2 separate regions of the Homo sapiens genome follow, and region 1 is linked to region 2. The links are chromatin loops, found by intact Hi-C in ENCODE. Cell type or tissue: endothelial cell of umbilical vein. All regions are shown on one strand. Links, peaks and the distances in the headings refer to the core of each region. The heading gives the core; the rest is flanking DNA.

Evidence for each region. A loop is a pair of places that touch in the nucleus more often than their neighbours do. Peaks named below come from ENCODE experiments on the same cell type or tissue, not always from the same donor. Only the 100,000 strongest peaks of a DNase experiment are listed, where the experiment ranks them.
Region 1: a loop joins it to region 2, with 5 times the contacts of the local background. A loop is called at or near these places in 9 of 110 quality-filtered maps.

The regions. Positions count from the first base shown.
Region 1 is chr1:207,934,900-207,951,648 of GRCh38, reverse strand. No RefSeq gene overlaps it. Among named protein-coding and RNA genes, the nearest start is that of LINC02767, 16 kb to the left of the region's middle. In endothelial cell of umbilical vein, for the core only: no CTCF peak of the experiment used is centred there; DNase peaks (open chromatin) are centred at 6,888, 9,198 and 9,798; H3K27ac peaks cover 4,215 bases.
Region 2 is chr1:207,882,007-207,898,755 of GRCh38, reverse strand. CD34 (CD34 molecule) reads left to right here. Exons shown (of 8, transcript NM_001025109.2): 4 at 1,183-1,263; 5 at 9,135-9,291; 6 at 9,543-9,595; 7 at 9,910-10,074; 8 at 10,833-16,749. The coding sequence ends at 11,018. Among named protein-coding and RNA genes, the nearest start is that of CD34, 21 kb to the left of the region's middle. In endothelial cell of umbilical vein, for the core only: a CTCF peak has its summit at 9,991; DNase peaks (open chromatin) are centred at 5,795, 7,435 and 8,225; H3K27ac peaks cover 4,188 bases.

The DNA of each region.
Region 1 (16,749 bases), core at 4,856-12,855, 52 kb before region 2:
TATGAATGTCATTAATGCCACTAAATTTTGCACTTAAAAATTGTTAAATGGCATATTTAATGTTCTACACATATAAAACATGTGGTTATATTTATAAAACCACAAAAAAATCATGTAGTTCTATCTCAGACTCTTTCCCTGCAATATAACATCCAAATTAAAGAAATGAACGCTACTTGCATTTTTATATTTCCTGCAGTGATTAACGTGAGCTCTAGGATCAGTTTGCTTGGGTTCAGATCTTCCCTCTATCACTTACTACCATGTCACCTGGGGCAAGGTACTCAAAGTTTTTGAGCCTAGTTGCCTCATCTGTAAGATGGATATAATAATACCTACAACACAGAGTTGTCAAGAAGAAGCTGTAAAATGCTTACATTGTGTCTGGTACAAAGCAAGTGCTTACAAAAGACAGGTAGGTATTGTTATCCCTTGATAAGCATGCTCAAGTGGTAGTGGAAGGTAGAGGGAGTCAGACAGTAGAGTGCCAAATGATGCTGGGGCCAAATTTCCTATCACCCTTGACTCTGAGTTCCTAAGATGCTCCCACTGACATGATCCAAAGGTCTTGATGCTCTGACTCTAGCCCCAGATGATCATAAGACAACAAAGTACTCGAAGCTCTACCCAAGCCCACACCATCCCTCCAACTTAAGGGAGAGATATGGATCTAATCCTTTAGTAAACAGCACACACTGCTCTTAGAATCAAGTCCAAACAGTTGAATAAGGCAAGGTGCTTTACGATCTTGCCTGTTTACTTCTTTCATCCAAACTATCACTACACCTCACTTCACCCTTTATGCTCCAACCTTGCTGACTGCTTACAGCTCTGCCTGGAAGGCTCCTACCTCACCACTTCACCTGACCATCCCTTCTCCATCCTTTGGGTCTTCACTTGGACATCACCTCTTCCAGGCAGGTTTCTCTGACTTACCTGAGCTGAGTTAGATGCTCCTATGTGCTTGCATAATGCTCTGTCTTCTATTCCCCATCATTGCATACTGGTGTTACTGCCCATTTTCATGTGTCTCTCCAATAAGACTATAAGCAACTTGCACTATTAGCCATTTCATCCCCAGTATCTAGCCTGCAGTGCCTGGCTCATATAAACACCTGTTAGTTGAGTATGAATGAACCTGAATGGATGGAAGAATAGATGGATGGATAACCTGGTATTGGTTCTATAAATTGGATCAGGTTTTGAGATGGCAGTGTCAGCTCTTTTGCCTCCTTCAGACCTTTATCAGACTGTTAGGGAACTCTTGATATTGTGTCAATATTAATAGGGAATAGTAACGGACGGCATAGGTCCCAAACAAGGAAGGCAGGGTGTCTGTTAATTTTTTAGGACCTTTGCTGAACCCAACCATCCACTTTCAAATAGATTTATATACAAGTTTCCTTACCCTCTACCATCCAAACCTACCTGGTTCTTACCTTTCCTACTGCTGCTGATTACGGCATCACCCGAGCTGCTGAATTTTAAAATCCCTGTCCTTTTTGTTTCTTTCCGTAGCCCCCAATCATTATGGTCCCTCAGTCCAGTAATTTGACTTCCTATCTACACCCACTTTTCTATTCCTACTGCTACTACTACAAAGTGCTTTGTATAGAAACAAAGCTCTATTAAAGAATACATTTCCTCCACATTGTGAAATCATCAAGGGCACCTGGTAACATAACATCATTTAATACATAATACAGACCCAGGCTAGCCTCCTGTTTCTTTAGCAACTCTACAAACCAGCAATGTTAGACTAGTCAGATTCTCATAGCAGATACAGAACCAACTTTAAATGGCCTTGCATGGGGCATTGACCTAGCACTGCTTCTTTTTAAATCTTTCTAGTACTAAGAAAACTAATTTTGCTGGTGCATGTGTCTCTGCCATAGGAAACAGGAAGGCCAGCCTTTCTCCTTTGAACCAGGAGCATTGTTTTATTGTCTTTGTCAAGAGAGGTCTTAAGGAGCAATTGAATTTGTAGTTCAGCTATTGCCAGAAGGAACATTAATAATGTTAATTATGCCATAATTAAATCATAGAAACAAGTAATCATTCACCCACATTTAAAAGGGCAGTTTCAGACAATCTTCTGCAACTAGTTAAATTGAATTATTCTGCTATTTAAGTTACTTTTTCACCCTTTTACTTATTTGTGGCATCTAATAGATGCCTTCTTCAGAAAAACACCAACAGAACAATAGAGAAGTTCTCTTTGAGAAGGTGTACACAGGTGGGAACATCAAACCCAATGACTTGTCAGACTAAAGTCACATTTTCCCAAGTAGTTTGGACTAGAATTCTTAGGCCTCTCTGGGTATCAGTATTGTGCTCTGGGAAGAACAGTGGCATTGAAGTCAGGCTGCTTGCATAGGACCTTTAACTTTCTAATTTTCTAAGCCTCTGTTATCTCATCTGAAAAATGTGGATAATATTTTCAAACAGTGCCTAGCATATAATTAAACTATTATTCCTACTTCACCCTGCTAGGGATGTTTTATATAGATACATATCACATGGGTGTAGGACCTGAAGTGGTCAGTCTGTCTGGTCAGGATTACAAGTTGAGGTCTTAACATTCCAACACACAATGACATATTTATTTCTTTGCTATCTTACATCTAAAGCTTACAGCTCTCATAAACACCGGAAAAATCTGTATTGTTTAGAGGATTTGCTCATTATTTACAGGTATTTAGCATGCGACCAGTGATTGTTAAAGAATCTGGTATTTGAGAGAATTGCACATAAATTACCCATCAGAGAATCTCCAAGTTCTAATCATGATTTTAGGTCTTAAAAAAAAACACAGCATTATGTTTTTACAGCCTTAGAGAGACGATTTAACAAGTATCAAGTTAGTATGTAAGGGCATCTGCTCTTATTTAAGAACAATATGACAACCAAGTATCTGAATGACTCTTCTGTGTCTCATAAAAACCTGGGTTAAATATTTTCCATGTTGTTGTTGAATTCCCTTTATTAAAGCCTCATGCAATCAATTCCTACTTAAGTTGTCTGCAGCTGAATTTTATCCATCTTATTGTCAGGAAACAAAAACTATGCAATCCAACATGTTTAGTTTTTGCTTTGGCTGCCAGAAAGCTTACAGTCAGTTTATTGCCCACGTGTGCCAATCAGTTTGATTTCAGCGCCTCATTGCCACTCTCTCTTGTTCCTTCAGATGTAGTCTGCAGAACTTTACTGTTAATTATCTTATCTTGCCCTATGTCTTAATCTTGAGTCCTTTCTAAAGTAGGAGACAGGACAATTTTTAAACCTCAATTGAAGAAAGTTAAATTAATTAAACAATAGCAACAACAACAAAAATATTGGATCAGCATTATAAGCAAACGTAAGTAAAGCACTGTATAGATATTTAAGATTTCTTTTCAGAAAGGCTTAAAAGTAAAAATAATAATAATAATAGGGATTTTGTTTGTTTGTTTTCAGATAGAGTCTCACTCTGTTGTCCAGGCTGGAGCACAGTGCCACGATCACTGTCCACTGCAGCCGTGACCTCCCAGGCTCAAGTGATCCTCCCTCCTCAGCCTCCCGAGTAGCTGGGGCTACCAGTGCATGCCACCACGCCCTACTAATTTTTGTAATTTTTGTAGAGACAGGGTTTCGCCATGTTGCCCAGGCTGGTCTCGAACTCCTGGGCTCAAGCGTTCCACCCACCTCGGCCTCCCAAAATGCTAGGATTATAGGCATGAGCCTAGCATATAATTAAACTATTATTCCTACTTCACCAAGCTAGGGATATTTTATATAGATACATGTCACACATGTGTGTAAGAGCAAAGAACTCAAATCTAGAGTCAGACTGCCTAGGTTTGAATCTTCACTCCACCCTTTATAGTTGTATGTCCTTGGGAAAGTTATTTATCTTCTTGCTGCCTCTGGTTCATCATCCCCAAACTGGAGATAAAAGCAACCTCAATAAATTTTGCTTTGAGGATTAATGAGATATTTAGGATATGGTAAGCTCTCAATAAATACCGATGTTTACTCTTAAAACTTCCTTTTCCTCATTTATGATAACACTGTATCCTGACAATGTTTAGAAGTCCAGTATTCAAAAGTTGAATAGTACACTTACCAATTTTAAGGTGGGATGAGGTATCCTCCCCAAATGCAAAATATTGGAAAATCCTTAATTTTGCTTCCTGTAGAGACTGCCTTACTCAAACTTCAGTAACCTAGAGCATATAAAAATCTTTAATAGGCACAACTAGCCAGGGTAGAAACCGCTGTGATTATGGGAGAAGGGCTCGAGGCTTCTCCTTAAGGTAAGGTCCTAAGGTAATCCTTAGGACCAGGGGAGTAAAGCTATGCAGTCCCTTCCCTGACCCTCTGCAGGACATTCTGATACACAGGGATTGGGGGCAGAGGAAGGAGATCTCCCTTCCTTACTTCTGAAAAAAACACTGAATGAAGGCTTAGTCTGCTCTTCCCCACAAGCTTGCCCTTGAGCAAGGCCCTCCACTCAGTGGCCAGCTTTCTCTATATATATGGTCAGAGAAGAGGGGGCCTAGCAGGAAGACACCAGCTTAAGATGCTAAGCCCATGTGGTGAGCAAGCCCCAGACACCCTGGCAGTCAGGAGATGGGTTTATGGGTTGGGGGAGAGGTTGAGGGTGGAGACATCTGCTGTCTTAGAAGTCCAGTCTTGGCTCTCAACCATCAATCTCCCGGGGCAGCATCAATCCCCTCATCCCCAGCAGCATCAACAAATGGACAACAGCCACCACCTTTTTTGGCTCAAAATCATTAGCAATCAGATGACATAGTGAAAAAACAAACAAGCATGTGACTTCTTATGTTCCAGACATTGTGCTTAATGGTTTACATGGAAATCTTATTCAATATACTATGTTATAAAAAATAATGTGGAAAGTATGAAAGCTAGATTTCTGCAAGTTGAGATTTTTTTTATTCTTAGTTTACATTGTGATTTTATTACATCCTTATTTAGAGGAGTCACGATAAATAATAGCTTAATCATATTTTTAAAATATCTGTTCATGTGTGTTTTTAAATATTCACTCAAGGAAATGGAATCAAAATCCCTGACTGAGGGACTGAGCTAGGTGTCTACCAGGTCTAGTTACCACATAATTAGAAGCTGCAGTATCCAATATGGTAAACACTAGCTACCATATGGCTATTGAGCACTTGAAATATGGATAGTTCCATTGTGGTACTAAATTTTTTATTTTACATAATTGTAATTAATTTACATTTAAAAGCTGAAACTGTGTAAAAGAGTTTTCCAATAACATAGCTTGATCCCTTTGTAGGTTAACATTTCGGTGGCTCACGCCAGTAATCCTAGCACTTTGGGAGGCCGAGGCAGGCGGATCATGAAGTCAGGAAATTGAGACCATCCTGGCTAACACAGTGAAACCTCATCTCTACTAAAAATACAAAAAATTAGCTGGGTGTGGTGGCGGGCGCCTGTAGTCCCAGCTACACGGGAGGCTGAGGTGGGAGAATGGTGTGAAGCCAGGAGGCAGAGCTTGCAGTGAGCCAAGATTGCACCACTACACTCCAGCCTGGGCAACAGAGCAAGACTCTGTCTCAAAAAAAAAAAAAAAAGATGTTATTGTATTATACTGTATATGTAGAGCACATGCATTGTTTCTAGTATTAGATGTAAATGCATCATTAATTTAGTTGATGTCCACGTATTGATCCAGTTTAAATAATTGTTTGCTATATAGTGATGTAACATTATAATATGCTTATTTGAATATTTTATGTAGACACAAAAAGTTAGAGTGACACTATATAAATCATAGCCGGTAATGAAATGAAAATATTATTACTGTAATTGTAACATTTAAATTATTTGTCTGGTTAAAAAAAAGTATGGATAAATTTTAAAATTCAAATTAAGACATGTTACTGATGCAGAATTGCATGGAGGTGCAGAAGCTAGTACTATGATGGGAACTGAAAAAAAAGAAAGAAAGAGAGACTGGAAAAAGTATATTGCAAATTTCACAATGAATAGCACTGCAATTTGCTAATGCGCAAAATGAGAAAGCTGTTGTATAAAATTTATTTAAGTATAATAAAGTACAAAAATATTGAGATTTTTTGGCAACTACATAGTGAATTTGATAAATTTTCTCTCAACATTCAAAAAAGAACCAATGGAATGTATTACCTGAAATTAGAATTACATATCTAAGAAAAAATTAAGACTTTTTACAGGTCCCAGCTTGTCACTTTGGCCAAATATAATTTTGCTTTGGTTCTTACATATACATACACACACACACATTTTTTACATGGAAGGATAATAAAAAAAACTATTTCAGTTATATAATTTTTTAAGAAAATTATGAGATAAAGACAAAAAAGATATTTCACAAAAGTAAGAAATTCAACTAAGCCACCAAAAAATTGCTTATAAAATACCAGATCTCTTTAACTACAACAGAGATCAGCTGATTCAAAATCTAAAAAACTGCAAATTTTGTGGTTGTTGTTTTTAGCTTTTGATAAATCATGAGATATAAAATACACTGCCAAATTAATGCTTTGGGTATATTTTGTCCCTAACAACTTATTAATTTACTAATAATTATTGTCTATTCGTGGCCTAAAATATTAAACTCATGGCATGAGTATTTTTCAATATTTTACATCTGTTGAAGAATTTCAGCTAGTTATTAAAAAATTAGCTTCTAACACAACAAACAGTTTTCCATCTATGTTAAGCTAAAAATCGGACTTACTGGAATTTTTCTAAAGGGACTGATATTTTCTTTACTTCTTTGTTTCACTGTATGATACATCTTAAAAATATTTATGCTCATTTTCTGAAACAAACTCCATGAAATGTGTCCTGGATACATTGTTAAAATCATTCAGTGCATACATGCAGGTGCAATGAATCATCACAAGTTTATAGAACTGTTGAAAGAAATAGAAGACAATGAGTTCAATGACCTCATGCCTTCTTTGACAGTGCTCTTTGGTTGAGTCGTGAAAGAATTTTACGAAGATTTACTGTACTGTTAATTCCAATCCAATATTTTTTGAAAATAAAGAAAAATTGCCAAATATTCAAAAATCAAAGACAAAAGATGGCGATGTGATTTAAGTTTTCACAGTGATATCACACTGCATATAAATAAGCTAAACTTGAAACTCCAAGGAAAGGTAATGCTTATCTGTGGCCTCTCTGGACAGATACAAGATTTTAAAATGAAATTAAAACTTTTCATAATTTAATCAATAATAACAATCTTTATTATTTTCTTATATGAGTCAATATGCAGAAGATTGTAATTGTAATGGATAGCATTACTTAAATTGGCTACCAAAACCGCAAGAAAAAGTGTAAAGAACTCATTGTGGATACTTATAAACAGTTGCTTTTCAATCTATCAATATCATTTTGAGTCAATATTAATAATGCCGAGTTCGCACAAGAGTTAATAAATTAACTTTGATAGTTTTGAAACTGATAGCTTTTGCTTTAAATTGACTTTAAAGCAATTATGGTTAAAAGAAAAAAAGCTGGACCAGTTTTGTACATATGGACGCAAATATTAAAGGAGAATGTTTTTTCATTTAACGGAAAACATTTTAAGTATATTTGGAACACCTTATGTATGTGAATATAGTTTTCCAACTGTAAATTTTATAAAATCATACACTTCAACTCAATTATTTCCTGTAAAAATTGAGCTTCTGCATTTGGTGAGCTCTAAGTGTAAAGTACATTTAGTAAGGAGAAATAAATCTAAAATATCTCAATATTTTTTAGATTGATTGCATATTGAAATACAGTATTTTAAGTGTATTAAGTTATATAAAGTTATATTATTAAAATTAATTTGTCCTTTTTTTACCTTTTTTTTTTTTTTTTTTTTTTTAAGAAAGGGTTTCACGCTAAGACTCTGAGACAGAGTCACCCAGGCTGGAGTGCAGTGGCAGTGATTTTGGCTCACTGCAACTTCCACCTCCCAGGTTCAAGTGATTCTTTCACCTCAGCCTTCTGTATCTCAGTAGCTGGAATTACAGGTGCACGCCACCAGCCAGGAGAATTTTTGTATTTTTAGCAGAGACAGGGTTTTGCTGTGTTGGCCAGGCTGGTCTCGAACTCCTGACCTTAAGTGATCCACCTACTTCGGCCTCCCAAAGTGCTGGGATTACAGGGGTGAGCCACCTCGCCCAGTCCCTACCATCCCCCTTCTCACCCTTTTTTGGTAACTGTTTAAAATGTGGCTACTATTAAGTTTTAAATGACAAATGTGACGTGATATATTTCTAGGGATCACTGGTATGGGGAGTCTGTATATATATACATATATATATACAAATTGCCTCCTCAATAAATACTGCACTTAAGGGCTTTAAAAGGCAAGGAGGGGTGGGGCACGGTGGCTCACGCCTGTAATCCCAACACTTCGGGAGGCCGAGGCGGGCTGGATCCCCTTGAGCTCAGGAGTTCCAGATCAGCCTGGGCAACATGGCAAAACCCCACCTCTACTAAAAAAACAAAAACTAGCTAGGTGTGGTGGCGCACGTCTGTAATCCCAGCTACTTGGGAGGCTGAGGCACGAGAATCTCTTGAACCCAGGAGGCGGAGGTTGCAGGGAGCTGAGATCGCGCCACTGCACTCCAGCCTGGGTGACTCTGTCTCAAGGGCAAGGAGGGGAAGAAGCCAGTCTGACCCTGACTACTGCAAGAAATCTTTGCCCTGACTGTGTATATAAGTGCTTCTCAGTGCTTGCCATTGTCTTCCTGCTCTTTCCTTTTTTTTTTTTTTTTTTTTTTTTTTTGAGATGGAGTCTCACTCTGTCACCCAGGTTGGAGTGCACTGGCGAGATCTCGGCTCACTGCAAGCTCCGCCTCCCGGGTTCAAGCAATTCTCCTGCCTCAGCCTCCCGAGTAGCTGGAATTACAGGCGTGCGCCATCACGCCCAGCTAATTTTTATATTTTTAGTAGAGACGGGGTTTCACCATGTTGCCCAGGCTGGTCTCCAACTCCTGGCCTCAGGTGATCCACCGGCCTCGGCCTCCCAAAGTGCTGGGATTACACGCGTGAGCCACCGTGCCCGGACTCCTCTTCTAACTATGAAAGAAAAAGAAAGAGGAAGGTCTCTTCTGAAAGCTTAAAGCCAGATTTCCTCTGAAAGTCTAGCCGGCCAGTTAAAATGCGTCAGAGTCTATTCATGGCAGCAAACAGTAAAATAGAATGCCCTTTCTCTAGTAAGTATACGTAAATAACTACAGGCTTTTGACCCAAGAACTATCAGAAGCCCTGAAGCAGAGAGAGAAAGAGACTCTAGTTTCTGAAACTCTGAAAAGCTAGGATTTTGTGGCACTGGACACTTTAAAGGTTGTTTTTACAAAATAAGAAAAACTGGGTTAGATAAAGAAATGGTTAGAACTAAAGTTGAAGTTTAATGGGAGGTAGATACTCAGTTTGCACTTCCCTGTTTTTATTTCTTTATATTTCGCTCTAAAATATATAAGCATTATAAACAATGATAAGTAATTAATAGCGACGTAAAAATTGATGCTCTTATTTTAATGACCACGTTTTGGGTGAATATCAACATAAACGACCAGATTGCTATTTTGTCTTGCTGGTTATGGTTGGGGAAAGCTTTTGTTTGGAGAGGGGAGTGCTGTGGAGAAATAACCCAGTTACCTAGCGGCAGATACAAGGCATCCAGACATGGAAACTGGGAGGAAACAAACATTTTCCGGAGCAAGCTGACAAGCTCAGCCTTGGTGCTCCATCTGCGTCATAAGTAGCTCCCTGCCTCCAGTGCCTGGCGCTGTGCCTGGCACCACGTGGGCGGCCAGCATCATTTGTTGGACTGAATTGTAAAATGAGGTCACTTCCACAAAGGGATTTGTTGTCTGATCAGAAGAAAGAATGCAAACCATAAGAAAATAAATATAATAATTTGTCTTCCTTTTTGTGTTTTTGTATTTTGTTTGTATATATTTTGTTAATTAAAATTTTTTTCACCTAGTTTTTTTTAGAGAAGACAGTGGACGCACAGAGCACAATATAGATAACCCTTACTACCTGAATTCTCACTCTGCAAATATTCCCTGTAATGGCTTGCGTCCATTTTTATCCCACATGCAGTACCCTAATTGAAAACCTGCTATAAAATATCTGCATGCTGGGGCCAGTGAAAACTTATAATTTGAACACAAGTTTGGGCAGGAGGGTATAGGGTGCCCTGTAGTTGGATCTAGCTGCTTTGCCTGTAAGATGGCTTCTATTTTGCTTGCATTGCTTGTTGTGTTGTTTAAACCTGTGTGTTATCATTGTCATCTTCTCCACATTGTTAAGTGAAAATGCTTTCTAAAAAAGTGGAAAAGCCTGTGAAGAAAGTATATGAACAAAAACCCAATCACTAAAAAGAAGGTTGAGAGTGAAAAAGCGTTTTGAGAAAGGATAATAAATAAAAAAAAATGTATAAGCCGGTAAAAAGACAACCTAATTTGTATTGGATATTAAAAAAATGGTATTTTTGAAGGTAGTATTTGTCTGTACTCACTAATTAGAACTAATGAGAATTAAATGTAATTGACATTTTAAATCCTTTATACCTTTCAGAAATCTTTATGGATTAATACATAGATTAATGACAGTGTTTTAGTGAAATTTGGGGAAATTTCTTGGGGTTTTAAAAAATGCATTTTTATTTTTTTATTTACAGTAATTATGGCTTCTTTGATTTTCTTGTGTTAAACTTTAAAAGAGTATGCAAATTTTAAAAAAATGAAATATAGGCTCTAGTTATCTGAAATTTTGAAATCTAAAACATTTTCCAGAATAAATTGGATTTGGATGTCTCAGGATGCCTGAGGTCACAGACTGAAAGTAGAATTAAATGGTATTATGAGCAAATGTTCTTTTTCACATCTAGAAAGGCCTTTTAACTACAAAGAATTTAATTGTTTTTGTTGTTGCTACTTAGAAATATTTGGCAAGCAAATGACTCTAGATAATGTTTCTAAGAGAACTTCAGAGTCCTCTGATATTGAAGTAAAGTTTGAATCCTAAATCAAATTAAAAAAAAACCAACACACACATTTGAAATAGTTGAGACCTTTATAAATTATCTTTCTCCCAAAAAGAAAAAAAAAATGAGTGTGAAAGCCACAGTTGGTCCATGGACTATTGTGGTTGTTCCTAGCTGGTTTCTCTATCTCTAGTCATCCCTGTCCCTCCTTGTCTCATGGTCAATATATAAAGCTCTCAAAATTCTCTGGTGAAACACTATTTGATCATAACAGCTTCAGGTTCAGGAAACATTAACTCTCCATTTTGTGTGTGTGTCAAATTAAAATGTCTCCTTCCAGTGATCCAATTCCTGCCATGTTTCCAAGCCTCCTTTGACCATAACCTGTGGGCGTGCCCTTCCTTATATGTTACTTCGTGGTTCTCTCCAACACCTTGGGTTGGCGACCCTCTTGTGCTCAATTAGGGACACTGCTCAAATCTGCTTTATTCTGTTCAATTCTCTAGTCCTCTTGGGCACATGTACAACAGGGACATATCTCTCCATACCTTCAAGCACAGGGTATATATAGGGTTAAATACTGCTTGTAAAATGAATGGATAAATATGACATTATCTGCCTAAGTAACCATTGCCAGTCCTGAGAGACATCCATCCTTTTAAATACAAAGCTGAGCTCACAAAAAAGTAAAAGAAATCCCTAAAGGAACAAGAAATCAGATTTATAAATCCGTGCTCCATGCCAAGCTGTCCAGAGGAATTTTTTTAATTGGTCAAATAGAAGTTTTGATTTAAACCATAACAAAGAGGAAAAGAAAGAAGGCCTTTTTTCTGTGGTACCTGAACCAAGACCTCTGGAGAGCACTATTGGTGGAACCATAGGGCCACACTTACTGAAGAACCATACTTACTCACTGAAGGAGAATCAGAAAAAATGCATGCTACTTCTGGATGCATACAAAGGATTATTTTATCATTTACTGTTATGCCTTTCTGAAACCCCACTAAAATGGGAGCAAAGAAAATTTTTTCACAAGAATAAAGAGGTGCAGGACAGATCAGTAATGGTAAAACATTGGAAGCTTAAAAACATATGGAAGAGCAGTAACTGACTTAGAAGAACTGTAGAAGGCTGAATCCTAATCCTGTACTGGGGAAAGCTAAAACAAACAAACAAACAAACAAAAACAGACCTTTAATTTTAAAATCTCCCAAAAGCTTAGAACTGGCAGGAGGAACCTCTAGGAAGTGAAGGTAAAGTTAAAGTTAAAAATGAAATAATTGATTGCAGGTCATTTTAAGAAACAGTTAATCTCCACATTTCCACCCACCTCCTACTTGTTCCTCCTCCCATACCATAGGTAACTGTCCCTTCCCAAATGCAGAAAAATGACCAGAGATCTAGTCACTGAAGGATGTAAGAATCACTAGACTGCCAGACATCAGCGTCTGCTTAGGACAGGTGCATAATTCTGAAAACAGAACATCAGTTGAATGCTGAGATCCTTAGCCTGTTCTCTCACTAGTTCCCAGGACATATGCAGCTAGCACTAAACATCCCAGACAGGAGAATGGAAAACTTCCTGGAGCCTCTGACAAACACAAGAGGAAAGATCCAAAGCTACTGATGCCAAGGAGTTCCCCAAAGATATGTCTCAGCTGCAACCCAAACCCTCACTCTCAGAGCCTCACCAATCAGGTCACTGGTGCTCCCATAGCCAGTAAATATGAACAGACACTCAAGGGCCATCAGATATCAAAGAAAGCCTCTATCATGATACATATAAACCAAATCAAACAAACATGTAAACAGGGTGGTAAAGCAACTTAGAAAAAATGGAGACTATGCAGGGAGAAAAAACATTTTTTAAAAGAACTATCATTAATATTCTCACAGAGATGTGGAAAGATACTAATATCTTTTCTCAAAGGAATGAGAGAAGAAAAGATATTACAAAAAAAAAAAAAAACCAGAATGCCAAAAACAAAAAACAAAAAAAAGAAACAACATTCAGAAAACAAAACGTAATAAAAGAGTTGAAAATCACCCAGGATAGAGTAAAAACACAAGATGGAAAATATTATTGAAAAGAAAAGAAAGCCAGAGGGCTAGTTCAGAAAGTCCAATACCCAGACAACAAAATAGTTCAAGATATTTTCCCTTATTAAATTCAATTAAATTTGGCCTAAGCTGCCTCTGTATTTTGAATTTTTACATAGCAAACTGCAACCTCAGCGTGTACACAAATGGCAAACCACCTTAAGAGTATTCTTATAACAAATAATAGTCACAGGCTGCCAGCTAATCAGACCATGTTCAAATACAGCAAATGCCATGCTGTATCCAAGCAAGCTGTCTCTGTGTGTCACTTCCTCCTGTCTATAAAGAGCTCCACTTTCAGAGAGCTCCACTTTGCTGAGTGGAGCTCTCTGAACCTCTATTGATTCTAGCTACTGCCTGATTCGTGAATCACTCTTGCTTAAACAAACTCTGCTGGCCGGGCACAGTGGCTCACGCCTGTAACTCAGCACACTGGGAGACCGAGGCGGGCGGATCACGAGGTCAGGAGTTCGAGACCAGCCTGACCAACCTGGTGAAACCCCGTCTCTACTAAAAATACCAAAAAATAAAAAAAAAAAATAGCCCAGTGCAGTGGCATGCACCTGTAATCCCAGCTACTTAAGAGGCTGAGGCAGGAGAATCACTTGAACCCGGGAGGCGGAGGTTGCAGTGAGCCGAGATCATGTCACTGCACTCTAGCCTGGGTGACAGAGCAAGACTCTGTCTGAAAATAAATAAATAAATACATAAACTCTGCTAAATTGAATTTGTCTAAAGTTTTTCTTTTAACACCCCCAAATGGCCAGTTATGTGTTTCCAGAGACAAAAGACTTATCAAGCACTCAGCTATATAGATGAACAAAACCCACACCAAGTAAAAACTCAAGACTATGTTTATTAGCAGGGAAAATAAAAAAATAGTTCAGAAAAGGCAGAAAATATTTAAGTTACTTTGTTCACCTATAGAGTTTGTATAATTTTAAAATAGTAGATGCGAAATAAAGATTGTCCACATCAGTATTAGGATATAACTGTGCAAAATGAACCACGTATTGTCATCCCTGGAATTAACCTTGTGGGGCAGGAGAGTAAATGGTATAATGGAGGAGGTAAAGCAAAACAGCTAAACCTCCTCTGCCAACCTCGGGAATTTACTTGTAATGACAGAAATAGAAAAAATCAGGAAGTAGTAATATAAGCATGTTTTTAAAATAAATATGGAGGTAAATGCCAAAAGAATTTGTAAAAAGAGAGGAATGTGGCTGATGTAGACAGGGGAAATGAGGAGAAGGTATGCTTTTTTTCTTTTTCTGCTTTTTTTTCCTTTTATTTTTGATAATCAGCTTTGTGACAAATAGGAGTCTTTAAAGTACACAGGGATATATTCTGATAAAATCTTTGTTTATATGCGTGCATGGATATGCACACATATACATATATCTATACATATTTTACAAATGTGTATGTATGTGCTATTTAATTGTTTATTTCCACTTTTATTTCTGACAGTTTATATAAAGATAAATCACAAGGAAATTTTTCTTTTTGCATCTGGACTTTGGGGGTGTGGTGGAGTAGGGACAAAAAAAGTTCCCCTAGAACTCTTAACTATAGGCTGACCTTATAAGGGTGGGGGTTAAGAATTCTTATTTTGGAAGATTTTGTTTACTGATGTATTGTGTGCTACTATGACAGTGTTGGCATACAGTAAGCACTCAATAAATATTTGCTGATGAAAAATGAATGAAAATAGATTTCAATTAACAGAATACAATATCCTGTAACACAAAAGGGGAAATCCTTGAATGTTTGAAAAAAATGAAGGTATTAATCTTAGACTTTGTTAAGATTAATATACTGCTAAAAGTTTAAGTCTAACCTCTCAAATAATTGAAATAGAACACTGAACTTCCAAATTAGTATAAGAGGAAAAAAATTGAATTAAGAAAAATGACCTATCTAAAAAAATGAAAATAAAGAAAAAAGAGTTTTTAAAAGTAGGACAAATAGGAAACATGAAATACAATGATAGAAATAAATCTAAATGAATAAATAATTATAATAATTGTAAGTAGACTAAAAACCTACCAATTAAACGATAGAGATGATTAAAATAAAAAGTCAGCTTAATACTGTTTACAAAAGACCCATCTTAAATGTAAAGACACAAGATGCAGAAATGTCAAAAGTAAGAGGCAAGTTAGTAATTCAGGCAAATACTGATAGAAAAAAACTCATGTATTTATATTAATATCAAACAAGATCGACTTTAATGCAAAAAGCTTACTGAAGATTAATATAATTAAATATTGTTTTAATTCTATCCCATTCTATACCTAATAATATAGTTTCAAACATACAAAGCAAAATTGATAGAACTATGAAAAGAAAACAACAAAAATCTATATACTTAGTGAAAGATTTTAATGCAATCAATCACAACAATATTACATTAATAGATTAAGCAGTCAATCAGCTACCAGTAGATTTAAGTGATATAATCAATATTTATTCCAGTAGCTGTATATAGTACTCTGAAACTACCAACTGGCAAATGTACATCTGCTCAAGTAAAGGAACACTTATCAACATGTATTATTAGTTTATTAAACAAGTCTCTGTAAGTAGGAAAGTTGTCATATCATAGACACTATCTATTCTGACCAAAATGGAGCTAAGTGGTTTCTTTACAAAGATAACAAATCCAAGATTTTTGAAAATTTAAAAATGCTTCTAAAAAATCCATGTACTGAAGAATAAATCAAGGTGGAAATTGGAAAAAACGTAAGCTTAAATGGTAGTAAAATACTACATATCCAATTATGTGTAACACAGAAAAGGAGATATTGGTGGCGATTTTGCAGACTTAAATATTTATATTAGAAAATAAGAATGGAAATTAATGAGTTAAATGTCTTAAGAAATTGCAAAAAGAACAACAGAATGCACAAAGAGAACAAAGCCAAAAGTTGATGTTTTGAGATTTTAAAGACTGACACTTTGTAACTAGATTGATTTTGCAGGAGGATGAGCTGTGGACAAAACCCCTCAGACACTGGGTTAAAGAAGGAAGTGGCTTTATTCAGCCAGGAGCTTCAGCAGACTTGCATCCAAAAAACAGAGCTCCCCAAGAGAGAAATGCCTGCCCCTTTTAAGGGCTTACAGCTCTAAGGGAGTCCATGTGAAAGGGTCATGATTGATTGAGCAAGCATGGGGTACGTGGCTGGGGCTGCATGCATCAGTAATCAAGACAGAACAGAACAGAAAGTTTCACAGTGCTTTCTCATACAATGCCTGGAATCTATAGATAATACAAGTGGTTAGGTCAGGGGTTGATTTTTAACTACTAGACCAGGTCTGGGGTGCAGCACAGGGCTGTTTATTGATCTCATTTTTGCCTTTCTTTAACTTTTACTTCCTCTTTCTTTTTCTGAGGTATGAGACAATAAGAGAGGTGGCCTCCTTCCTTAATTTTTTTAAAAAAGAAAGAAGGAAAATAATAAATATTGGAATTTGAAAATAACTCATAACTGTAGATATACAAGATAGTTTTAAATACCGAGACTAGTATGAACAATTATGTACTTTAAAGTTTGAAAACAGATCAAAGAGAAAATATTACACATCAAAACTGACTAAAAAATAAATAGAAAATCTGCATGTTGCTATAA
Region 2 (16,749 bases), core at 3,850-11,849:
TTGCATTTTAGGGAATAGAGAGTAAACGGGATTCTCAGAGATCCATCCAATCCTCTGGTTCTTTCTAGTACCTATCAGTGGGGCTTTGACCAGGACACCATTTCCCTTTGGGAATATTTGGCAACTATTGCTTATTTGCTGGGGCTGCTTCTCCCACAATGGTTAGGACAAATAACATTTCCTCTACATGAGAGGGTTTGGTGGTTGTGCCAGGCACAGAGAGGCAGTAAAGGGGGGCATTGGCAATGGCAGGAACTGGGCAGACCAGGGATGGTGAGCTCAGCCTGGCCTTCTCAGCCTTAGGGCCTATGACTGTCAACAGCTTTCAGCATGCAGGACAGAAAATATGAGGGCCTCAGTCATGAGATATGCCCGAGGGATCTTTCTGCTTTCTGTTTTTAAAGGAGCCAGGGCCAGGCGTGGTGGCTCATGCCTGTAATCCCAACACTTTGGGAGCCTGAAGTGGGCAGATCACTTGAGGTCAGGAGTTCAAGACCAGCCCGGGCAACATGGTGAAACCCCGTCTCTACCAAAACATACAAAAATTAGCTGGGTGTGGTCATGCACCTGTAGTCCCAGCTACCCAGGAGGCTGAGGCAAGAGAATCACTTGAACCAGGGAGGTGGAGGTTGCAGTGAGCCAAGATCATGCCACTGAACTCTAACCTGGGCAAGACTCGATCTCAAAATAAATAAATAAATAAATAAATAAATAAATAAATAAAAGAGCCAAAATGGGAATTTGGAGAGTCCTGGAGGCCAGGAGAAAAAACAGGTACCCCAGCATCTGCTGGTCCACCCCATTATCCCTGTTTGCCTATATGGCCTTCCTGCAAGTTTGTGATTGACTGGAGAGAAAACAACCCAAATGGGAAAAGATCCTCCCCTCTCCCAGTCCTGCACCATCCAAGCCAGTGTTTACCAAGGTTGCAAATAGCTGCTTGCCAGTAAGCCCAGGCTAGTAACAAAAGTTTTGTCATCTGATGAGGATAGATATGAAATAGACGAGAGTATGACTATTAGAAATCTCTAGTCCCCTGACAAATTTTAAATGTCCTTTTCCTTAAAACCTCCTAAGAGAGCACCTCACAGAAAGCAAACTGGAAAAAGTTGGGAAAGAAATGAGGAGCAAAGATACTGGCTTATTTACTTTGTTTTTGTTATTGTTTTTGTTTTAATACAGGCAGAAATCAAATGTTCAGGCATCAGAGAAGTGAAATTGACTCAGGGCATCTGCCTGGAGCAAAATAAGACCTCCAGCTGTGTAAGTCAACCCCCCACCCAACCTCTTCCTCCCGCCCCTGTCCCTTTCCTCCATCCCTTCTGAACACCCTTAAACCTTCTTGGATTGCACTGGATTTGAGTAGGGGTCCGGGGAGTTTAGCTTGGTCAGCCTGCCTTTAATACTGAGCTTTCTGTTTAGGGAGTAAGAGGCCCCATCTGGTGGGCAAAAAAGACAATAACAATTTTAATTATTAATAAATTTTGTTATTTTTCCATCCTCTATAGTACTTTTTCCCCCTCCTCTATAGTACTTTTTAAATTTTCCCCTCCTCTGTAGTACTTTTAAATCTGAGAGAGTCAGATTTAAGTTGCTTTTTGGTTAAGAAAGTCCTTCTCACTCACCAGATATAAACTAGTCACCTAAAATGTCAGTTCATTTATTATTTCATTTATTATTATTAAATATTTACACGTAACTCTTTAATCCATATAGAATTTATTTTGCTGTAATGTTATATTTTCCATGTAACCGTTTTTCCTAACATTATTTGTTGAATGACTCCCTCTTCTGTTGCATGGGATGTATCCTTTAGCTTATATTAAGTTTTTATATGTCTTAGGGCATACTCTTCAGACATATTTTATTTGTTCAGTTTGTCTGTACTTTTGCCTATTTTAAATTTTCAAAATTATTGTATGTTTTTACTACAGTATTTGTAATATCCAGTCAGGCAGATCTTTTTTTATTACACTGTAAAAAATGTAAATTATTTTTTTCTTTTTGAAAAAAATGCAAAAAAAATGCTTTAAAATTTGAATTGTAATTGCTCTAAAATTTCTTCATTTTTTCTGGTTTTCTTTTGCATCTCTCAGCATCTTGTTTCTTTAGCTTTTTTCTCTAGATTTGATGGATGTCATAGGCCTATTTGTCACATAGATCTCCCACTATATATTCAAATTGATTGTCACTGATAGATTAAAAAGTTAATAGAGTTTTGAACAATTATTTTGGGTTTGGCCAGTTTCTTGAATTTGCCTATTGATTCTAGGAGCTTTTTAGTTGATTCCTTTCAATTTTAAGGTAAGCTATCTTGTTATCTACTACAATATATTGCTTTTCTCCTCCTGTTTAGTAGTTATGCCTCTTGTTTCAGTTTCATGTCTTACTGCATTGGAAAGAATGTACAGGGAATTGTGTTATTTTAAATGATTCTGGCAGACCTTGCTTTGTTTCAGTAAATCTAATTTCCTAACAGTAACATGGCTCTGGAGGAAGGATGAGGTGAAGGAAAGAGTGGTATTTACTTACAGAAGAAAACATTTTCTTACAAGTTGGGGATCCATCTAAGGGAATCACATATGTGATGTGCTGGCATGCATAGACTGGAAAGATCGCAGCCTGTAGAGGGCTTAAATTACTTATTTTTTCCATTCTAACTCGGTAGTTTTACTACGATCATCAGTTGGGTCTCTCTGACTTACAAATTTGTAAAAATTATACCTGAAAGAATTTAACTTAGGACATCTAAAAACAACAGAAATAGTGAAGACATGAGTTTGCATAGTAGAATAACTAAATGCAGTCTGCAAAATAGTTAACTTAAACATGAACATACAATGTACAAGTAACATGCAGCATGTTTCTGATGCTGATTTTCAACTCAACTCATTAGAAAAAAAATTGTCAAGTTCTTTGCTAGTTGTAGCCAAGGAAAATGACGATCTTTCCCCCTGCAACCCCATCGACTTGGTGGAGCATACATTTTGCTGTGTATCACACAGGTATGTGCCAGAATGCTAATTCTTTGTGCCTGGAATTTAGAGTTAACTGCAGAGCCTTTGCCTTTCTGTTGCTCTTCAAAGCTCACATGTAACTTGGGTCACTGTATGAGAAAAGTGCCAGAAACTTACTGCTCTTTTAGAAATAATTCCTCCTAACTCTGCTGTGGTCTTTGCTGTCTGGCCTACTTCGTGCCACAGCTGAGAAGGTCTCTGCATGTTCCTCTAAGATTGAGGTAGTATCTGTGAGTGGGGATGTGAAAAGAGAGCAGCTCCCCTCCAGTTCCTATGCCAAAGAAGACTTCCATCCACACTGCCCCTTCATAAAGCAACTCTGTGGCAGCTCATATGAGTGCTTTTGTTCCCCTGGTCTCTCCACCAGTGTTGATCCCCTTTCTTCCTGAGGGCTCCTCATCCTCAGCCCCCATGCGGCAAAGCCTCCTGCTACTCCCCAAGGTAATTTATCCTCAGCTTGCTATCCTGTTCCAAAATGTTTAGCCACAGCTCCCGATTATGTCCAAGATGACCTTTCCTTGGTCCCTACTCCCTGCTTGTCTGATAAACAATCTGTTCCAAAAGCTGCGAATGCTGCAGAGCCTCCTAATTTTCCTTAGGTTGGATTTGTACTTTCGGTGTCAGAGGGCCTTAAGGTATTGGTTCTAATGTTGGGAGCCTCAGGCCCTACCTAATACCCTGGTGAAGAGCAGGAAGGATTTGGTTTCCCCGAGCATCACATCCTTGATGTATGTTGGTATGCTCCTCATCTAATATATGCCCATAACAGGAATATATGTGCATGAGTCTAGCTATCCAGACACTCATTCTGCACTGACACATAGTGAGTACCAATATGTTAGCTCACCCTATGTGGATTCTGTAGGCGTGTCTTCTGTATGTGCATTCTGTAGACATGTCTATCCCAATCACTCTTTTTTTTTTGCTCCCCAGCCATCATCTCTAGGCAGCCAGGGGAAGGGAAGGTGATACCACTCTCATCTCAAACACCTTTTACCATATCTCAGCACCCTCATTAGTAGGATGTGTCTTCCTGAGTCTAACTGTCATTCTTTTGGCAGCAGTGTCAGCTTAATTTAGTTTTTGTGGTTGTGGTTCCCCAAATAGTTTCCAAAATGTAAGATTACTTTATACTATTATGCTACACCCATTTGTCCAGAGAAACCCACCAAAATATTTTTAATTGTGGTAAAATATACATAACATAAGTCATCACCTTAACCACTTTTAAGGGTACCATTGAGTAGTAGTAAGTACGTTCACATTATTGTACAACCAATCTCTAGAACTGTCTGCATCTTCCATCACTGAAACTGTGTACCCATGAAACAACTCCCTGCTCTCCCCAGACCCTGGCAACTTTCTGTTCCTATGTTCCTATGACTTTGCCTACTCTAGGTACCTCATATGAGTAGAGTCATAGTGTTTGTCTTGTTATGTGACTGGTTGATTTCACTCAGTATAATGTCTTTAAAGTCCAACCATGTTGTAGCACGTGTCAGAATTTCCTTCCTTTTTAAGGATGAATGATATTCCATTGTAAGTGTAAACCTTGTTTTGCTTCTCCATTCATCTGTTGATGGACACTTGGGCTTTTTCCCCTTTAGGCTAATGTGAATAATACTGCTTTTAACATAAGTGTACAAATATCTCCTTGGCAACCTGATTTGAGTCCTTTTGGGGATATATCCAAAAGTGAAATGGCTGGACCACATGGGAATTCTATTTTTGAATTTTTGAGGAACCACCAGACCGTTTTACATTCCCACCAGTAGGGTACAAGGGTTCCAATTTCTTCTCATCCTCATCAACACGTGTTATTTTCTGGGTTTTTAAAATAGCAGCCATCCTAATGGGTATGCGGTGGTATTTCATGGTGGTTTTGATTTGCATTTCCCTGATGATTAGTGATGTTGAGCCTCTTTCATGTGTTTGTTGGCCATTTGTATATCTTCTTTGGGGAAAAGTCTAGTCAAGTCCTTTGTCCGCCAATTTGTATACCTATCTTTAGTACCACATCTGTTTATATGCAGAGTTTGTAATTACTCAGCTAGCTCACTTTACTCTTATTCACATTGACTTCATCTGAGGCAGGCTGCCTCCAGCTTGCACTAAAGGTCAGTTTCCATGCGGAAAACATAAGTTACAGATGAAGGATTTATGAAGATGGTGTGTCTACTGGAAAAAGCCTGCAATCTGGAAACGATCTCACTTCTCATCCTTCGTTAGCTGCCCCCACTTGTTAGGTGACTTGAAACAGGTCCCTTCATTATTCCATTTTCTATGTGAAAATAGCGTTTTCACCTGCATTGTCAAACTCACACCAAAATAGATAAAATTATATTAAAAGGGGTTGGGGGAGATGATTGATCCTAGAATCTCAGCGTTCTAGGATCTTAATATCTTAAATATCTTAAAGGTCATTAGAAAAATACCTGTCCCTCCCTCACCCCCATCTCCGTCCCCATTGCAATGCTTGATGTTAAGAGTCTTTGCAAAGTTTGAGAATGCTACTCTAGAGAGGTTAGATGGGTTTATTGTGTTTGCAGAGAAACATGTGTGAGCTGATGTAGTTAGGAGCTTGTAAATCTGATTCTCATGAACAAAATGGTGAGGCTGTGTCTTCCTCCTGCCCACTCTCCCGTGATGTTTGCCCACAGCCTCTCTTGGGGGAGGATGTTTATTCCAAGTGTCCGGAGAAGCATTGTGCTTTGTTCAGGATCCACCTGCTCCTCTTGGGGCCCAAACACAATTCACTGATGCGGTTGGATTCCAGAGTGGGAGGCTGGCCGCTATTATTCCCTTGAATCTAGTCCAAGAAACTGTGCAAGGGGTGGAGGGACCCTGTGTGGAGGCCAACTGGTTGGGATGTTAAGTTGAACAACAATTCCCTGAGTTCTTTTGTTTGGTGCCACGGTTCATGCAGTCTGGGTTGTAAATGCTATAATGTGCACTCCCCCCAACACACACTTAGGAGTCTTACAATCTAGTCACAGAAAAATGACAATAACAATGCATAGAATATGATCAATATGTAGACTCTAGATGATATGGTATATAAGGTATTACTATTATTAATAATGATAGTAGCAGCTGCTATTTATCTAGTGCCCACTAGATTCTCAACACCACATTGGACACTTTTTTTTTTTTGAGACAGAGTCTTGCTCTGTTGCCCAGGCCGGAGTGCAGAGTGTAGTGTTGTGATCTCAGTTCACTGCAACCTCTGTCTCCTGGGTTCAAGCGATTCTCGTGCCTCAGCCTGCCGAGTAGCTGGGATTACAGATGCCCACCACCATGCCCAGCTAATTTTTGCATTTTTTAGAAGAGACAAAGTTTCACCATTTTGGCCAGGCTGGTCTCGAACCCTTGGCCTCATCTGATTTGTCCATCTCGGCCTCCCAAAGTGCTGGGATTACAGGCATGAGCCACTGCACCCAACTGGACACTTTCATACAATATCTATTTAGTCACCACAACAACCTAGTGTACAGCTGAGGAACATGACACTCAGACTAGTTGCATGACTTGCAAAGAATCCAGTAAAGAGCAGAGTAAGGATTGATGCCCAGTCTGGTTGAAGGTAGGACCAGCTTCATTGAGGAGGTAGAAACTGAGTTGAGTCTTGAAGGATAGTGAATACCAGGGAGAAGGTAGTGTTCTTCATTCTCTTTGAAATGAGGGTTGTGGAATAATGCATGCTGTCCCCATCTTGGGCTTCCTGGAGGTGGGGCCTCAGTTCCAAATGCTCTTCCCCACTGGCTTCCTCTGCTCACCCTCCAGCCATTCTTCAAGGCCTATAGTGACATGTGTCTGCTAACCTTAACCAGACGTGTCCTCACGCTCCTTAGTATGTCCATAGCACTTTGGTTGTACCTTTCTTATGGTGCTTACCATGGCAGTAGCTCTGGCCTCTGGAGTCTCTTCACGCCTCCATTTCTTCATCTACAAAATTAGTAGAATAACTCTACCAATCTCGTAGGTCGTGTGAGGCCTAAATGAGTTAATATATGGAAAGCACTCAGAACTGTGCCTGGATATCATAGGCATCTGTTACTTTATTTTTTATTTCTTTATTTTTGAGCCAGGGTCTCTGTCACCCAGGGTGGAGTACAGTGGACTCAACCTCTCAGGGTGGAGAGACCCTCCCACCTCAGCCCCCCAAGTAGCTGGTACTATAAGTGCATGCCACCACACCCGGTTGAATTTCTAAATTTTTTATAGAGATAGGGTTTCCCTGTGTTGCCCAGGCTGGTCTCGAATTCCTGGGCTGAAGTAATCCTCCCACCTCAGCCTCCCAAAGTGCTAGGATGACAGGCATGAGTCACCGCGCCTGGTTGGCATCCATCATTTTAATTGCCGTACATGCAAACTGAAAGCTTTGACAAGGTGGAATTCATAGATACCTCCCAATCCCCACCCCCCTACACATGACACATGAATACAACACACATACACATGACACTTGCACAGAGGCTTTCACGCAGTGTCCTATATTCAGGGCTTGATACATTGTCAAGGTGTGGCTTCTTGCACTCAGCAGGTGGAGGAAGGTGCCATTTGGTTTGGCTAGTTTACAACCTGCAGGAGCCCTGTCCCTCTGCCTCTCTTGGGAAGCAGACCTATTTCAACTGGAGATACTTCAGAAGCCCAGAGTCATCCAGGCAAGAAACCCCCTCCTCCTCATCCAGACTCTCGGTGCTGGGGAGCGGGGGTGCTCAAGGGGAAGCCATGTAAGGCTCCCCTGAGACAACTGGGTTTAGAGAGGTGGAGACTGTTGATTGGTTCAGTGTGGCATTCAGACTACTTAGTTCAAATGCTGTTCAGAAAAACGGATTTTTCCAGAGTTAGAACGTCTATCCAAGGACTTACTGGGAGACCTGCAGAATTGCTCCTTTTCCTGAGGAATGAAGCAGCAGTGGCCTGAGAACTCATTTCTCTGTAGCCTTGTTTCCTGGGGGTTTTTTGAGGCTCCAGTTTGGGCTCGTGTCTCTGTGACCTGGAGTTTGGCTAACCACACTCTCCTGGCCTTATCCAAGCCCAGTTGTTTTCCCTCAGCTGCTTCAAATTCCAGCTGGGTCCTGAGGCCAATCTTGACCTTGCTTTGTGTAGGAGCAAAGGAGCCTGGGTTTTCCTGCCTTGGGTCACAGCAGTGGGAAAATACCCAGGCTCCATTCCAACTGGGAGGACCCTGTGGCCTTGTTGCAAGCAGCGGCCCTGCCCGCAAACAGGAAGCTTTCTCCTCCACAGAGACCCAGTTCTGATGATGGTCACACACCCCAGCAGTTTTCCCCTAACAGGAAAGTTGTCAGGGCTGTTCAGGCATTTCCTTCTCTGCCATCTGCCATCCGGACTGAAGAGAAAGTCTTAGTTTCAATTCCTTTCCTGTTCAGGGGAGGAGGACACTCTGATTGGAGGCTGCTGGAATAAATTCTGACTCACTATTGAAGAATTATCAGAGTTTTTCTTCTGAGTCCAAATTCCTGGGTCTGATGGCCCAGTCAGCAACCTGAAGAAAAATCTATGAACTTCATTAAAACTGGGTTCCATGCTTTTAATGGAAAACAGAGATGGAAGACGAGACAAAAATGCCATTTCAGTTTGAGCAATGCACTTTTTGAGACTCCTTTGGGTAGAAAGAGGGAGGAGGCCACTGAGGTTTCCACTGAGTGTATATTATAGATTTGTTCTCTCCTCCTCACCTCCCTTGGCTTTTCTTCCATCATTGGGGACTGCTGTAATCTTGAAACAGAATATTTTCTCTTAGTTATTATTGCATTATTAATATTTTCTGTTTTTGGCCATTTCTTTTGAGTTTAATTTGCATATGTGTACATGGGCAATGCTTCAACGAGACAATTTTTTTAAGTTTGTTCTCTAACATCTTAGATACTAGAAGATATGGATTTTGGTCCTGGGAGATTATTTAGGTTTTTTTCTTATTGTGTTGTTGCACATATACAGTTAGCAGTTTTTTTTTTTTCTGTTGGAATTTTAGAAACAAGGATCCTTCTTGCGGACGGGGTAAGAGTATGACTGTAATCAGAGACTCTGGGTGCAGTTTAGGGCAGAGCAGTAATTTCATCTCTTGCTCTCCATGTTTCTCTGTCTTCCCAGGCGGAGTTTAAGAAGGACAGGGGAGAGGGCCTGGCCCGAGTGCTGTGTGGGGAGGAGCAGGCTGATGCTGATGCTGGGGCCCAGGTATGCTCCCTGCTCCTTGCCCAGTCTGAGGTGAGGCCTCAGTGTCTACTGCTGGTCTTGGCCAACAGAACAGGTAAGGTGCACCTCTGCCTGGGGGAACAGGGAAGGAGTAGGGCTGAGGTTAGAGAATCCTGGGTGGAGATGGGGCATCTTAGATCCAGAGAGACCACAGGTGCTGGGGAGAAGGACTTGGCTGGCTTTGGGAGCGGTCCCCCCGAGATGGACCACCCTGGCCATCAGAGCATCTTCTAGAACAGCATGGGAGGGTGGAGCAGGATAAGCTGGTTTCTCTTTAGATTTAGCAACCCTTGTTTCTAATTCTAGAAATTTCCAGCAAACTCCAACTTATGAAAAAGCACCAATCTGACCTGAAAAAGGTAAGTCCTCTGAGATGATGGGCCTGAGAGGGAATGCCGGGGCAGGGGGGCTCCCTGGAGTAAGGGGGGAAGTCATTATCTTCCCCAGTTCTACCTACCATCCTTCTCTGAGTCTTCTCCTTTCTAGTCTTGAACCAAAAATGGTGGGGTATGACTGAATTAAGAGACGTCAGTCTCAAATCCCATTTCAAAAATTCCTGAGGTCAATGCCCTCAAGCATCTGTTCACTGTTGAGTCACACACAGAGGGCTGGAGCGGGCTGGGCTCCACTTTTGGCAAGTGACAGGCTGTATCTTCTTTGTCTTCTTTTCAAGCTGGGGATCCTAGATTTCACTGAGCAAGATGTTGCAAGCCACCAGAGCTATTCCCAAAAGACCCTGATTGCACTGGTCACCTCGGGAGCCCTGCTGGCTGTCTTGGGCATCACTGGCTATTTCCTGATGAATCGCCGCAGCTGGAGCCCCACAGGAGAAAGGCTGGTCAGTTCTGGGGGCCAGGGTAAAGGAAATGAGGAAGATAGTGGGTTTCTGGGGAGTTCAGTGGATGTCATGGAGCAGGAGGAGAAATACTAGAAAAAGCCCTTCTGTGAGCTTACATAAAGATATGCATGTGTGCACACACAGTAATCGGTGGAAGATTCAAAATATTATGTAGCAAACTGGGGAGGGGACAGTAATGGTGCCAGCCCACCTACTCGGTGTGGTAGCAGATGATTCGTGTCATCTATTCATTATGTTTTCTGGGATAGTTCAGCTTGGGGCCACCAGAACAGGCTGTTTAATCAGCCACACTGTATTTGCAACCGTGTTAAATGCCCAGTGGGTGCCCCCTTGCTCAAAAGGAGGTATACGGAAGGAGAATCCCCATTTGCCATTCTGGATGAGGGAGGACAAGGCTGAGGTCTGAATCTTGGCCTCTGGCCTGTCCCCTACCCTGGGGAGGTCATCCCACCCTTCTTGGAACTGCCCGTTTTCCTGCGGGAGCTGGCTGCCGAGCTGCGGTGGCATGGTGTGGTGCCTCTCCTATGTCCTTTCTCCTCTAGGAGCTGGAACCCTGACCACTCTTCAGGAAGAAAGGAGTCTGCACATGCAGCTGCACCCTCCCTCCGATCCTTCCTCCCACCTCCCCCTCCCCCTTCTCCCACCCCTGCCCCCACTTCCTGTTTGGGCCCCTCTCCCATCCAGTGTCTCACAGCCCTGCTTACCAGATAATGCTACTTTATTTATACACTGTCTAGGGCGAAGACCCTTATTACACGGAAAACGGTGGAGGCCAGGGCTATAGCTCAGGACCTGGGACCTCCCCTGAGGCTCAGGGAAAGGCCAGTGTGAACCGAGGGGCTCAGGAAAACGGGACCGGCCAGGCCACCTCCAGAAACGGCCATTCAGCAAGACAACACGTGGTGGCTGATACCGAATTGTGACTCGGCTAGGTGGGGCAAGGCTGGGCAGTGTCCGAGAGAGCACCCCTCTCTGCATCTGACCACGTGCTACCCCCATGCTGGAGGTGACATCTCTTACGCCCAACCCTTCCCCACTGCACACACCTCAGAGGCTGTTCTTGGGGCCCTACACCTTGAGGAGGGGCAGGTAAACTCCTGTCCTTTACACATTCGGCTCCCTGGAGCCAGACTCTGGTCTTCTTTGGGTAAACGTGTGACGGGGGAAAGCCAAGGTCTGGAGAAGCTCCCAGGAACAATCGATGGCCTTGCAGCACTCACACAGGACCCCCTTCCCCTACCCCCTCCTCTCTGCCGCAATACAGGAACCCCCAGGGGAAAGATGAGCTTTTCTAGGCTACAATTTTCTCCCAGGAAGCTTTGATTTTTACCGTTTCTTCCCTGTATTTTCTTTCTCTACTTTGAGGAAACCAAAGTAACCTTTTGCACCTGCTCTCTTGTAATGATATAGCCAGAAAAACGTGTTGCCTTGAACCACTTCCCTCATCTCTCCTCCAAGACACTGTGGACTTGGTCACCAGCTCCTCCCTTGTTCTCTAAGTTCCACTGAGCTCCATGTGCCCCCTCTACCATTTGCAGAGTCCTGCACAGTTTTCTGGCTGGAGCCTAGAACAGGCCTCCCAAGTTTTAGGACAAACAGCTCAGTTCTAGTCTCTCTGGGGCCACACAGAAACTCTTTTTGGGCTCCTTTTTCTCCCTCTGGATCAAAGTAGGCAGGACCATGGGACCAGGTCTTGGAGCTGAGCCTCTCACCTGTACTCTTCCGAAAAATCCTCTTCCTCTGAGGCTGGATCCTAGCCTTATCCTCTGATCTCCATGGCTTCCTCCTCCCTCCTGCCGACTCCTGGGTTGAGCTGTTGCCTCAGTCCCCCAACAGATGCTTTTCTGTCTCTGCCTCCCTCACCCTGAGCCCCTTCCTTGCTCTGCACCCCCATATGGTCATAGCCCAGATCAGCTCCTAACCCTTATCACCAGCTGCCTCTTCTGTGGGTGACCCAGGTCCTTGTTTGCTGTTGATTTCTTTCCAGAGGGGTTGAGCAGGGATCCTGGTTTCAATGACGGTTGGAAATAGAAATTTCCAGAGAAGAGAGTATTGGGTAGATATTTTTTCTGAATACAAAGTGATGTGTTTAAATACTGCAATTAAAGTGATACTGAAACACATCTGTTATGTGACTCTGTCTTAGCTGGGTGTGTCTGCATGCAAGAGTGACACCCTCCATTAGACCTAGCTAGACTGTGCAGTGATGTGGTGGGGAGGACCAGCCAGGGAAGAGGGAGCACCTCAGCAGACACAGGCACCAGCCAGGATGCTAAGGACCTTTAGCCAAGTCTGCCAACTATTCTCCTCCATGGGGAGAGGAAACATCCATTTCCAGTGGTAGAAAGGCAGACCCGAATGTACCAGGGAGCTTCCAAATGGAGGGTGGTATGTTGGGTTCTTAGGAGCTGTACCCTTCATGAACACCCTTCTGAGAAGAGGAGCATGCTGATCACTGCTGCAAAATATGCAAAACAAAGGGAAGGGGCAATGTCCTGTGCACCCTTTATTATCAGGCCACCCCCCTCCCCAGCCCCCCAGGTCAGAGTAGACACAGTGAAGGACTATGTGGGGACTGTTGTTCTAGAGACCTGGCAGCCAACTCAGGGAGGGGGCTGGTTTCCACCCTCAAGATTAAGACAGCAGCCTAATTAAAAAAAAAATCTGTAAGCATGTACCTCCCCCCAGCTTCCAAAACAACCCCCACCCCACCCCTACCAGGCCATAGGAAGTTGGGGAGGGAGTGCTGAGGAGCTCCAGGAAACACTCCCAAGTGTGTCGACAGTGGCAGAGGCAGTTGGGGCCAAACAAAGGTTGATTCTTCCATTCTTATCTCCATAAAGCCAGACCTTTCCCTTCAGCACTCCTCCACCCCCATCTCCTTCTTGCTTTTCTCCAACTCCTCTAATCATAGGTTCTTCCCTAGGACAGAGGGGAGGCGAAATGATGAGGTTCAGAGTCTTCCCTCAAAGGCGATGGCTGCCTTGAGGGTTGGAGCAAAGGATGATGAGCAAAAGACGATGGTAATCAGTAGGGAAGTCCAGCCCACTTGCATCTAGTTGCACATCTTGCCTTGAGAGTAATCCAGTGAGGGTCTGTCCCAGCTAGGACATCAAGTAGGAGGGGTGGGTTCAGGGTTCAGATTCCTAGGAAATATGGGAGGAGAGGAAAAGGCAACTTGGATGCACCTCCAGCTTCAGGCCTAGCAACCTGCAATGCATCTCACCCTGAGTTTGCTGGAATGTGTATGTATGCTTTGGGAGGAAGGGCTGTGTGTGTATTGCGGGGTGGGGTGGGGCAGCTGGTTCCCTCTGACAGCTGGACAGCTTGCCCTGAAGAATTTGCCTGCTTTCTGGAAAAATCCAACTTTCCCACCGTGGGCCTGAGCGTCCTGGTACAGCAATGGCGCCACCTGCTGGCCTTATTGAGGTCCTACTGCTCAGCCTCAGCTCAATCGCCTCCATGTTGGGCTTCTCTCCCTGGCTGCCCCACCCTCTAGTCCAATTTCTCTTGTACACAAAGCTCATATAACTATAGAACGTCACTGTTGAAGAGAACTTTAAAGATACATTTAATTAAACTCCCTTATGGTATAGTTAAAGACAAACTAAGGCTCAGAGAAGGGAGGTGGCTTGCCCAATCACCCAGAATTCCAAAGTCCTGAATCTGTAGTTTTCCCTTCCATCATATCATCCTACTCTTCTGCCGAGTCCTCCGTGTTACTCCAGTTGGATGTCATGAAGCCAGTGTGGCAGTGTGAAGATAGGTTTGGGACTTCACTTCTGGAGCATTTCATCAACATAAGCTATCCTAGGCCTGGCCAGCCAAGCAGGTCCTGGAGGAGCCCCAGGACAAAGATCACAGGAGGCCATGAGGTTCGGCTTCTTCGGCGCCCACAGTGAGCCCAGGAAAATTAGCTGTAGGGTATTACACTGTTGACTATGGAGAGCATATCTGGAATTATCTTCAGCCAGATTTTCATCTGAATGGATAAATGGGAATACCATCTAAGTCCAGATAAATAGATCACTTCCATCTCATCCCTTCTAGGTAGATTAATCCCACACTTCCTCTTCACACAAAACCAGTAATAGGTCATCGATTTTGTGCAACAGGATGCTGCTTCTCTTCCTAAAGCCCCCATCGAAGAGGCTTCCAGCCACCATTCAATCATTCATCAAGTCTTATGATGTGCCAGACACTGCGCGAAATGTGCCAGAACATCTGTTATGTGCCAGACACTGTTCTTGAGACTGGGGATACAGCAAACACTCATGAAGCTTATAATTCTAGCAGAAGAGGACAGTAAACAATGTCATCTCAGTAAGTATATACATGTGTTTTCAGGATTGAGAGCTATGAAAAACATAAAATATATTGAGAATAATGGTTGGTATTTTACATATGGTGGTTACTTTTAGAAAAATAACAGTGGAGAGCACAGCTTCACTTGAATGAAGTGGAGAAGCAGGTTGTATGCCAAGCTGGGAGAGATTATCCCACACAGGGGAAAGGACAAGTGCAAAGCCCTATGATGAAAAGCTGCCAAGTGCAGAAAGCCTCAGATGGCAGGGGGCAAGATGGCCATGAGGTTGTGTCAGTGAGTGGGGGTGGGGAGAGGCAGGAGGTCAGACTACATGGGGCCTTTTTAGTTGTAGATTGGGAAGCCACTGGAGGGTTTTGAGCAGAGAAGTCATATCATCTGCTTTATGTTTTAAAAGGATCATGCTGGCTGCTGAGTAGAGAATAGAGGTTGAGGGATAAGAAAGTAGAAGGAGACCGTAGCAAGAAGAACGATCATGGCTGGGAGCAGGTGATCATATTGGCAGTGATGAGATCAAGCAGAATTCAAAAAGTGGTTTCAAAGTAGAGGTAACAGGACTTGCTCAGTCTATTTATTTCTTCAAATAATAATCATATTTACAATGATAGTAGCTAACAGTTTTTGAGTGCTTACTGTATGAAAATTGAGATATGGTGCCAATATTTAAATAGCATATTTTACTTAACATTCACAGAAACCCTGTGAAGTAGGTTCTATTATCTCAGAAAAAGAAACTGAAACTCAGAGAATAACAAGGGACTGTGTTACGTGCACAGTGGCAGAGGCAAAGATGAATAGGATGTGAGTTTATTTGAACCCCAAATGTTTAAATCTTGGGGATAATACAACACACATTTAAACAAAGAAGCAAGAAAAAAAATGCACAACAGAAAGTGAGAAATAACACGAGGAAAGACTAAATGAAGTGCTTTGTATCTAGATGTGGGCAGGACCCTTTCCAGCTGAGAAGATCTGAGACTGGGTCATGAACAGGTGGTTTCTGAGTGGGTCCTGTAAAAATGAATACGATTTTGATGATAGTAATGAGTAAGGACATTTGAGACTGATAGAAGAGTACATACAATATGTAGTGATGGGGAAAGATAAGGTACTGTCAAAGGACAATGTGTTTTCTGGTATGACAGAGAAGTAGAATGTGTTAAGGGAAGCCGAGTACCAGAAAGATCCGGGTGTCACAGTTTGTGTAGGGTGTTTAAAGCTAAACCACAGAGTTTAATTTTATCCAATAGAAGAGGAGCCACAGAAGAGTTTCCATTTATTCATTAATTTATTCATTTATTCAAAAAATATTTGAGTGCTTATTATAAGCCAGGTACTATGCCAGGCACCTGGGATAAGACATAGTCCCTTCTGTCAAGTCTTTACATTGGGTGGATGTGGGAGGGACAGATGACAGAACAATATGCATTGAGTGTAAGTGCTATGGTATAGGAAGCTCTGAGTGGGAGGGGCATGGAAGCCGTGGAAGACCATGGAAGGCTTCCCAGGAGAAGTGACGTCTGGACTGATCCTTTGGTCAAGCAGGAGTTAAAGAGGAGAAAAGGAGAGATATGGGTGTTCCCGAGAGAGGAAGAAGCCTTGTCCCAGGAGCAAAGTGAGGGTGATTGTTCCAGAAATGTGAGTGATTCTTTTAAGGCTCAAGCAAAGCATGTGATTCTTCTTTATACCTTCTATTTCTTTGCTGAGTGTTTCTGTTCTTTTGTTTCAAGCATGCTGCAATTGCTCATTAAAGCATGTTTATGATGGCTGTCTGTTTTAAAATTCTTGTCAGATGGTTTCAACATCTTTATCATCTCAATGTTGGCATCTGTTAATGGTTTTTTCTCAATCAAATTGAGATTTTCCTGGTTCTTGGTATTACCAGTGATTTTAATTGCATCTGGAAATTTGGGATTTATGTTGAAAGACTGGATCTTATTGAAAGATTCTGTTTAGCACCCCTCCTTTGATACCACACTGGTGGGTCCAGGTTCCCCATTCAGCTGTTGACACCTTCAGGGCAGAGAGGTGGGATGGGGTGAAGGGGGTACCTCATTATTGCTGGCCCAGGTTAGAAGTTCAGGCTTCCCAGTAGATCTCTGCTGATACCACCCTGGTGCCATGTCATTCCTTGAGTCCAAAAGTCCCTCCCAATTCTGCCTTCTTCTCTCTACATATCGGAGTCTCCCTATGTTTGACTTATATATAATGTCCAGGGTTTTTAGAGTTAGTTAACAGGAGGCATAAGAAAAAGTGTGTCCACTCCATCTTGTCTGGAACTGGAAGTTCAAGTCGAATATAAGAGAGAGGAGAGGAAATTACAAGCCATG